2 separate regions of the Homo sapiens genome follow, and region 2 is linked to region 1. A link is a loop called in an ENCODE intact Hi-C map of the cell type or tissue named here. Cell type or tissue: CD14-positive monocyte. All regions are shown on one strand.

What was found. Hi-C counts contacts between places; a loop is a spot of excess contacts. Peaks named below come from ENCODE experiments on the same cell type or tissue, not always from the same donor. Only the 100,000 strongest peaks of a DNase experiment are listed, where the experiment ranks them.
Region 2: it touches region 1 in a loop (5-fold over the local background); 47 of 110 quality-filtered maps call a loop at or near these places.

The regions. Positions count from the first base shown.
Region 1 is chr5:172,194,772-172,199,771 of GRCh38, reverse strand. It overlaps EFCAB9 (EF-hand calcium binding domain 9), which reads right to left. Exons shown (of 4, transcript NM_001171183.2): 2 at 241-389. Among named protein-coding and RNA genes, the nearest start is that of EFCAB9, 3.1 kb to the right of the region's middle. In CD14-positive monocyte, no CTCF peak of the experiment used is centred here; no DNase peak of the experiment used is centred here; H3K27ac peaks cover 298 bases.
Region 2 is chr5:171,924,671-171,929,670 of GRCh38, reverse strand. All of the region lies in intron 2 of FBXW11 (F-box and WD repeat domain containing 11), which reads left to right. Among named protein-coding and RNA genes, the nearest start is that of FBXW11, 79 kb to the left of the region's middle. RefSeq lists an enhancer at 3,410-3,469. In CD14-positive monocyte, a CTCF peak has its summit at 2,141 (motif pointing right); no DNase peak of the experiment used is centred here.

The DNA of each region.
Region 1 (5,000 bases):
GGATGCGATGGGCCACATCTGTCCTTTACGAGGGTGGGCAGAGTAGGAGGGCGGCCAAGAGGCTGGGGCTGCCTCAGGGAGAAGCTGTTGAAAAACCTGAACCATTCGGGAACCAAAACTCATTTTCCCCACCACCCATCTTTTCTTCCTCTTTTTAGTGAAAGGAGGAAAACTTCTGATGCATTCCTAATTCAGTGCTCCCATTAGCAAGAGGATGGCAGCAGCCGCGCGGCTACTTGCCTGGTGGGCCAGCAGCATGCACACCAGCATGTAGAACTTCTCAAAGTCGATCTCGCCCACAGCGTTCCAGTCCAGCATGTCAAACACAATGTTGATCTGTGCCTTTTTCAAGTCAGTCACATGATGAAGGAAGTGATAGAACAGCACATCTGTTAAGGTGGGCAGGTGAGGAGATGTGTTATTTGGATATAGTTCCAAAATGCTAAACAGCTAGAAGCCATGTAAATGGTAGTGATGTTGGAAGCTTATTGATCTAGGAAGAATGATGATAATATTTTGTTTCTGGCTTTGCCACTGTACTTTCTATAGTTCCTGAAACCTTCGTCGCCCTTGAGCTTGTGGAAAAGCACTGGACCTGGAGTTGTGGAGAATGAGATCGTGGACAGGGCTTGGCTCCTGCCCCCAGCTCACACACTCCATGGAGCAGACAGATATGTACACAGCACTGATAAAAGGCAAGGCGCTAACATATAAAATGGGCACAAAGTGCTCCTTATGTATGAAAGGAGAGCTTAATTCTCACTGGGGACTGAGAACACTTTCTTGGAGATGCTGACATTTTTCCTTTGCCTTTCCCTTGAGATAATTAAAATGAGGAATACAAAATCATTCCCCTTCGGCCAGGCACAGTAGCTCATGCCTGTAATCCCAGCAGTTTGGGAGGCCAAGGCGGGCAAATCACGAGGTCAGGAGTTTGAGACCAGCCTAGCCAATATGGTGAAACCCTGTCTCTACTAAAAATACAAAAATTAGCCAGGCGTGGTGGCACACACCTGTAGTCCCAGCTACTTGGAAGGCTGAGGCAGAGAATTGCTTGAACCCGGGAGGCGGAGGTTGCAGTGAGCCAAGATCGTGCTGCTGCACTCCAGCCTGGGCGACAGACCAAGACTCCGTCTCAAAAACAACAACAACAAAAGTCATTCCCCGTCTATAAACGCCTTGATGTGCCTCATGCTTGTATAAAGCAAATGCATCTGGCTGTAGGGGGAAGGGACCAAACCTTATTTACCACCTTATGTGTTAGGCACTTTATTTTTTATTTATTTTTTGGCTGGAGTGCAATGGCACATTCACAGCTCACTGCAGACTCAACCTCCCAGGCTCAAATGATCCTCCCACCCCAGCCTCCCAAGTAGCTGGGACCACAGGTGCATGCCACCATGTCCAGGTAATTTTTTAATTTTTTGTAGAGATGGGGTCTCCTTATGTTGCCCAGACTCGTCTCGAACTCCTGGGCTCAAGCAATCCACCTGCCTCTGCCTCCCAAACTGCTGAGATTATAGGTGTGAGCCAGTGCACCCAGCCATGTTAGGCACTTTAAATGCCACATTTCACTAAATCCTGACAACCCTACAGAGAAAGTGGCATCATGCTGAGAGGTGAAGTCAGCTGGACTTCCTGGGTCGAGTGGGGACTTGGAGAACTTTTCTGTCTTGCAAGAGGATTTTAAAAACACACAATCAGCACTCTGTGTCTAGCTAAAGAATTGTAAATGCACGAATCAGCACTCTGTAAAAACACACCAATGAGTGCTCTAGGTCTAGCTAAAGGATTGTAAATGCACCAATCAGCACTCTGTGTCTAACTAAAGGATTGTAAATGCAGCAATCAGCACTCTGTAAAATGGAGCAATCAGCACTCTGTTAAATGGACCAATCAGCAGGACGTGGGCAGGGACAAATAAGGGAATAAAAGCTGGCCACCCCAGGCAGCAGCGGCAACCTGCTTGGGTCCCCTTTCATGCTGTAGGAGCTTTGTTCTTTTACTCTTCACAATAAATCTTGATGCTGCTTACTCTTTGGGTCTGTGCCACCTTTAAGAGCTGTAACACTCACCGCGAGGGTCTGTGGCTTTATCTTGAAGTCAGGGAGACCACGAACCCACCAGAAGGAACCAACACCAGACACAATACCCTTTATAGTAAGTCTCAGATATCAATTAGTCTATATTAGCATTTCTCAAACTGTAATGGGGATACCAGTCACTTGAGGGATATTATAAAACTACAGATTCTGATTCAAGAAATCTGGCATGGAACTTGAGACTGCCCATTTCTCCAAGCTCCTAGGTGATGTGGCTGTGGCTAATCTGAGGACCACACATTGAGCAGCAAAGGTGTGCCTCACGTTGGGCGCGGTGGCTCATGCCTGTAATCCTAGCACTTTGGGAGGCTGAGGCAGGCGGATTACCTGAGGTCACGAGTTCGAGATCAGCCTGACCAACATGGAGAAAACCCGTCTCTACTAAAAATACAAAATTAGCTGGGCATGGTGGCGCATGCCTGTAATCCCAGCTACTCGGGAGGCTGAGGCAGGAGAATTGTTTGAACCCGGGAGGCAGAGGTTGTGGTGAGCCAAGATTGTGCCATTGCACTCCAGCCTGGGCAACAAAAGTGAAACTCTGTTTAAAAAAAAAAAAAAAAAGTTGTGCCTCACATAGCAAGTGGCAGAGCTGGGGTTCGAGTGTGGATTTCCCTCACCGTGGTGTTTTTTTCCATGGTGAAACTCTATCTTTTGTGCATTAGTTAATGCATATTTAATCATACACATTCAGAAGAAAAAATACTGAAAAACTCTTTAAAGAACTGGGAAGTTTTTTGTTGTTTTCTTTTTTGTTGTTTTCATTTTCAAGATCTTGTTGCAAACCAAGTACAGAGAAGTTTTTTGCCTGCCACTCATTAATCATGAATAAAATATGAAAAAAACAAGCATGGCAATACACTTACACAGTGGTGTGTGGCTGTCTACAGTTGTATGTACAAATTACAGTAACAAGGGATTTTTACGTTTATCTACATGTGTTTCCCCTTACTCACTGATGACAGAAACTCTCTCCTGCATAAGAAATGGCTCCAGTGGGCAGGTGCGGTGGGTCACACCTGTAATCCCAACACTTTGGGAGGCCGAGGCAGGAGGATGACCTGAGGTCACGAGTTCAAGACCAGCCTGACCAACATGGAGAAACCTCGTCTCTACTAAAAATACAAAATTAGCCGGACGTAGTGGTGCATGCCTGTAATCCCAGCTACTAGGGAGGAGAATCGCTTGAACCCAGGAGGCGGAGGTTACAGTGAGCCAAGATGGCGCCACTGCACTCCAGCCTGAGCAACAAGAGTGAAACTCCGTCTCAAAAAAAAAAAAAAGAAATGTCTCCACTGAATAGGTAAAACGTATCTGTGTAATGTGGAGTCCCAGCTGAAGCCAGCTAAAAGCACAGCAAATTAGTAGTCACAATGTCATGATTTGGGGGCTTCTGACCGCCTCTTGATGTTCCTTCTCCACGCCTCTCTGGATATGAGCACCTGGAAACAACACACCATATATATGCACAGTGATGTTTGTGTAGTTGCTGCTTGAGAAATGTTTCCATGTGCAACTTAGTAATTACTTAACAAAGACTGTTTTGAGGCCGGGTGTGATAGCTCACGCCTGTAATCCCAGCACTTTGGGAGGCTGAGGTGGGCGGATCACTTGAGGTCAGGAGTTCGAGACTAGCCTGGCCAACAGAGACTAGCCTGGCCAACATAGTGAAACCCCGCCCGTCTTTACTAAGAATACAGAAATTAGCGGGTGTGGTGGTGCACAGCTGTAGTCCCAGCTACTCAGGAGGCTGAGGCAGGAGAATCACTTGAACCCGGGAGGTGGAGGTTGCAATGAGCCAAGATTGGGCCACTGCACTTCTGGGCGACAGAGCGAGACTCCGTCCCAATAAATAAATAAATAAATAAATAAAAGACTGTTTTGAAACCGGTGGACTCTGGCTCACCCAAGTCTCCAAAACCTTAAGTCATTCCCCCACAGGAAGGCAAACATTAAGGCTGTGCCTTCACCCTTCCAGGTCACTCTCCAGTCCCTCTGTGACCAGAAGACATGAGCATGGCGTTACCTCCTGGGTACTGCATCAGCAGGGAGGTTACCAGGGAGCTTAAACTCCTCAAGCATCCCAGAGAGACTCAGCATGGGCTTTGCAGGCAGAGAGCCCTGCGTTTCCATCTCAGCCTTTTATTTACAACTAGGTCCCCTGCAGCTGCCTTATCTAGGGCAGGGTTATTGCGAAGATTTGGCAATGCACTGTACATAAATCTCTATGTAAAGAGAGAAAGAAGGTGTTCTTTTTTAATTGTTTTTAAAAATTGAATGAACTCCTTAAAATCATGACGGAGGAACCCCTTACTCACGGATGACATTTCTCTCTCTGAGGTCAGAACGAGTGAATGGATAGGATACCTTATTTCTACTCAGTCCTAAAAATAACCTCAAGTGTTTAATTGGACTTCTATTAGTTTGTGAACTCAACAAGCATGGCTGAGATCTGCAGCTTTTATATTTATTTATTTATTTATTTATTTTTATTTATTTATTTATTTATTTATTTATTTTTGGTCATTCACAAGTACCAATAAGTAGAAGGGATCCTGCAGCTCATCAGATTCAAACTTCCCACATGACAGATAAATCTTGCTGAGGGGTCTCCAGAGTTAATGCCTGAGTGGGGCTCAGCTCCCAAGAATAATAATTACAATAATAACAAACACTTATTAAGTCCTTACGATGTGTCAGACACTGTGCTAAGCATTTGCCATACTCTCATTATCTTTTTTTTTTCCAACTATGAGATGGACTCCATTATGAGAAGCCTCACCTCTAGATGAGGAAAATGAGACTTAGAGAGGGCGATGACGTGTTATCCACATCACCAAGGAATAATGGGTGTGGAGCCAGGATTCCACCAGAGTCTGCAATTTTCTCCTCCCGGCTGAA
Region 2 (5,000 bases), 270 kb after region 1:
ACCACATTAGCCAGGATGGTCTCGATCTCCTGACCTCGTGATCTGCCCACCTCGGCCTCCCAAAGTGCTAGGATTACAGGCCTGAGCCACCACGCCCGGCCATCCCATCACTTTTATTTTGTAGATTCAGCAGGATTTTCTAGTTAGACAGTCATACCATCTACATTCTTTTTGTTATTTATGTTTTTATTTCTTTTTCTTGCTCTGTTGCATTGACTATAGTGAAACTTGTGATTTTCAATTTCAAGTTCACGAATTTTCAATTTTTTAAATTATTGATTGGTTTATTATTATTTTTTTTTGAGACAGGTCTCACTCTGTCACCCAGGCTGTAGTGCAGTGGTGCGATCTTGGCTCACTGTAACCTCCTCCTTGAGGGTTCAAGTGATTCTTGTGCCTCAGCTCCTGAGTAGCTGGAATTAGAGGCGCGTGCCACCACACTGGCTCATTTTTTAAATATTTTTAGTAGAGATGGGGTTTTACCATGTTGCCAGGCTGGTCTTGAACTCCTGACCTCAAATGATCCACCCACCTTGGCCTCCTAAAGTGCTGGGATTACAGACTTGAGCCACTGCCCAGCCTATTTTTTATTTTTTTTTTAGATGGAGCTTGCTCTGTCACCCAGGCTGGAGTGCAGTGGCACGACCTCAGCTCACTGCAGCCTCCATCTCCCAGGTTCAAGTGATTCTCCTGCCTCTGCTTCCCAAGTAGCTGGGATTACAGGCACATGCCACTATGCCCAGCTAATTTTTGTATTTTTAGTAGAGACGGGGGTTGACTGCATTGGCCAGGCTGGTCTTGAACTCCTGACCTCAAGTGATCTGCCTGCCTTGGCCTCCCAAAGTGCTGGGATTACAGGTGTGAGCCACTGTGCCCGGCTCAAATTCACAAATTTGAATTCACACTAGAAGTGTGAATGGATATTCTAGCTTTGTCCTTCAGGACAAGGGGAAAATGTTCCATCTTTAAACATTAAGTATGATGATGTTTCATTATATGACCTTTATCATATTGAGGAAGTTATCTGAGTGTTTTTAAGCATGAATAGATGTTGAATATTGTCAAATGCTTGAAATGCACCGATTACAATCTTCCATTCTGTCCCGTTGGTCTATACATATGTCTTCATGCTAGTTCCACAGTTTTGGTTACAATAGCTTTGTAGTAAATTTTGAAACCAGCTTTTCAAAGCTGATTGAAGTCCAGTTTAATTCTTGTGTTTCAAGATTATGTTGTCTGTTCTGAGTCCCTTGAGATTGCTAATGAATTTTATGGTTGATTTTGCTACTTACGCAAAAAACATCGTTGGGTTTTTTTAGGGATTGCATTAAATCTGTAGATAGTTTTGGGTGGTACGAAGATCTTAATATTAAGTCTTGCAATCCATGAACATGAATTGTGTTTTCTATTATTTGTCTCTTTGATTTTTTCTGCAATATTTTATACTTTTCAGTTAGTCATATTTTCTATAAATTTAAAGAAAAGAAATTAATGTATATGCACTCTCATTTTTACTATTTTTCTTTTCAGTTATGTCTTCATTCCTTTACTATATCCAATTTTTCTTTTCTTTTTGTCTGAAGAACTTTAACGTTTCTTGTAGTGAAGGTTTGAGAATTAGATCAGAGTCCTGGAAGCCAAGTGAATGAAGTATATCAAGAAGATGGAAGTGCTCAACCTTGCTGATCGGTGAAGAAATAGGAGGAATAAGAATTGACCCTTAGATTTAATAACTTGTAGTATGAAGTCTTTTCTGATGAAAACAAATGATTATTAGTCAAGGAATTCGCAAAGGAAATTCAGTTCAGCCATCCTTTTGGATCTCATGGATTTCTAAATTTGACCAAGAGGTAATTGTCAGAGTAGGCATGAAGGTTCATTACAGTGTTGTGTTTAATAGTAAAAAATGTAATGTTTGTTACTACTTGTATTGAGTAAGGAAATTATGGGATGAAGTGAACTGTAGCCCTTAAAAATGAAAACGTAGAACTACAATGATGTGGAAAGATGTGCATGACACATGGAAAAAACAGTTAACCGAAGAGCATGTTTTAAACAATTTTCACTTACATATATGCAGTTTTCAGTCTGTGTACCAAAATGGTCCAGTGGTCATCCCTAGGTGGCAGTATTTTGGTTGATTTTTCCTTTTTAAAAAAACTTCATTTGTGTATTTTCTTTTGTGATGTGCCTGTGGAAGTCTTTTGCTCATTTAAAAATTTAGTATGTGTGTGATTGTGATTCTTCCTTGGTTTGAAGTGAGTTAAAAAAAATTCTGTGTGTATTGCCACTCTTTTCTTGCTCTGTAAGTTGCCTTTTTTCTTCTACATCTAGTTCCTTTGAAAGAATTGAGGTATATTGTGGTATATTTTGCATATCACAAAACTAATCCACATATGTAGTCCAGTGATGCATCATCACCATAAATCAGTTTTCAAGCATTTTCAATCTCTGAATGTTTTCAATGAACAGAAATTATTTTAATATAGTCTGATTTATTACATTGTTCTTTGTGGTTAGCAGTTGTGTATTGTTTAAAAAAGTTTTGCCTATTCCCAGGTCTTGAGGATGTCCTATGGCTTCTTCTAAAAGCTTTACTGCTTTGTCTTTTACACTTAGATCTTCAGTCTATCTAGAATGGATTTTTTTTTGTATTTCTTTGTATGCATGTGAGAGGGTAGGGCCCAAAATATGTTAAGAATATCTAGTTGATAGAGTCTTTTATTTAAAAGACCATTCTTTTCCCACTGCACTGAAGTGTGTAGCTAATATTTATCAATAGATATTTATTATACCTCTGTACTTAAGTAGTATGCTGGGAATTATTCTAAGTGCTAAGGATACAGATTGAATAATACAACCAAATATCTCTGCCTTATGGAAGTTAAATTTGACTAAAGGAGCCTCTATTAGTCTGTTCTCACACTGCTATAAAGAAATACCTGAGATTGGGTAATTGATAAGGAAATGGGGTTTAATTGGCTCATGGTTCTGCAGGCTATATAGGAAGCATGGCAGCGTCTGCTTGGCTTCAATTATGGCAGAAGGCGAAGGGGAAGCGGGCACTTCGTGTGGCCGGAGCAGGAGGAAGAGAGAGTGGTGAGGTGCTACTTTTAAACAATCAGGTCTCGTGAGAACTCACTCACTCATGCCACGACAGCACCAAGGGGGTTGGTGTTAAACCATGAGAAACCGCTCCCATGATTCAGTCACCTCCCACCAGGCCTCACCTTCAACAATGGGGATTACAATTTGACAAGAGGTTTGGGTGGGGACACAGATGCAAACTGTGTCAGAGCCCTGCTTGGGTGCCAGGATTATCTCTTAAAATTTTCTCACTTACTCTGCCAGGGAGGCCCTGTTTTCACCTCAGTTTTGTGGATGAGGACATAGGCACAGAGAGGTCAAGTGGAATACAGCACTGCTGGACCTTTCAGTAAGAGTTTCTGTTTCCCTAGACCACAGCATATATATCTGGGGTCTTGGTGTGAATCTTTTACTTACTTTTAAAGTTTAACTTCAAAATCACTTTTCCTTGCTGTTAAAAAGATACGTGTGTACTTTAAGGAAAATTTAGGTAGGATAAGTAAGCAAAAATCAAATAAAAATTACAGAGATAATATTGTAAGCACATGGTTGCTTTTGTAAATAGTAAAATAAATTTTATTTGTAAAGATGAGATTGTACAGATATATTGTGACTTGCTTTTTTCCCACTTAAAATAGTTTAGGCCTTTTCCCCTATCATTGTTCTTCTAAAATAGTGTTTCCCTGACTTTGGGCAGTTTGAGTACAAACCTCACAATTTTTGACATGTCTGCACACCATTTGTTCTTTTACCTGCTGACCATGTTTTAAAAATCTACTTTGTAAAGTAAATCAGAAAAGGGAACTGTAATCACTACATGACTGGAAAATCAGTGGTGCTTACTGGCGTAGATTAGTGTAAAAGTAAATACCATTAAAAAACCCCAACCTGGGCAACATACTGAGATCTTGTCTCCATAAAAGAAAAATAAAAAAATTAGCCAGGCACGGTGGCATGCACCTGTGGTCCCAGCTACTTGGGAGGCTGAGGCTGGAAGATTGCTTGAGCTCAGGAGACTGAGGCTGTAGTGAACCATGATCATGCCACTGCACTATAGCCTGAGTGACAGGACAAGACTTTGTCTCAAACAAAATAAAACAAAACGAAAAACCAAAAACCCATATGACGTTTTAGCCAGATACTGTTTTTTTTGTTTGTTTGTTTGTTTGTTTTTTACAGAAAATTGAACAGTAGCCTGGCTCTTTTTGTTAAAAACAGGTGATGGCAGATATTAGAGAGGTGTGAAAATATCTTTTGATGAAATTAGAATTGAAAGCAAACTGAAAAGGTAGTAACTTTTAGTATGGGATTTATTATACTCTGCTAACCTTTAGCAGGGTTTTTCAGGGGTTTTCAATGTAAGAAATGAAATTTATGTTTATACCTAGTGTGTGTGTGGTAATTTTTATATATATGCATGTGATGCAGGATGTTTTCTGTGCTGCTTCGCCAGCTGGAGACTTTGCAGCTGGCAGTGCCCCTGCCCAGGGCCGCGCTCCGCCCTGGGCTTGCTGTTGGAGGTATCTTGCCCACTTGGCCTGGTGGGCTGCTCTTAGCGCCCTGGCCCTGATCCCGCACTCAGTCTGTGCCGGGGCCAGGCGTGCTGTAGCCTGCTTCTGCCTTGGGCACCGGCATCTAGACAAGGGGGAATGCGGTGGCACTTGAAACTTTTGGAGACACCAGCATCCGCGTGACCCCAAAGAGGGTGTTACAGCATGTCGCAACTCTGGCTCTGGGAGTGGCGAGGTCTGGGGCCCCAGAAGGGTTGTAGCTCTTCTCTCCTCTCTGCAGCACTACCAATCAGCGGGGGTGGGGGGGTGGGACGTGTTTCAGCCCACTTATGTTACAGCTCATTTAATCCTGTCGCCCTGCTCTGGCCCACGGCTCCTGGGCTGGCCTGGCCCCGTGGCTGC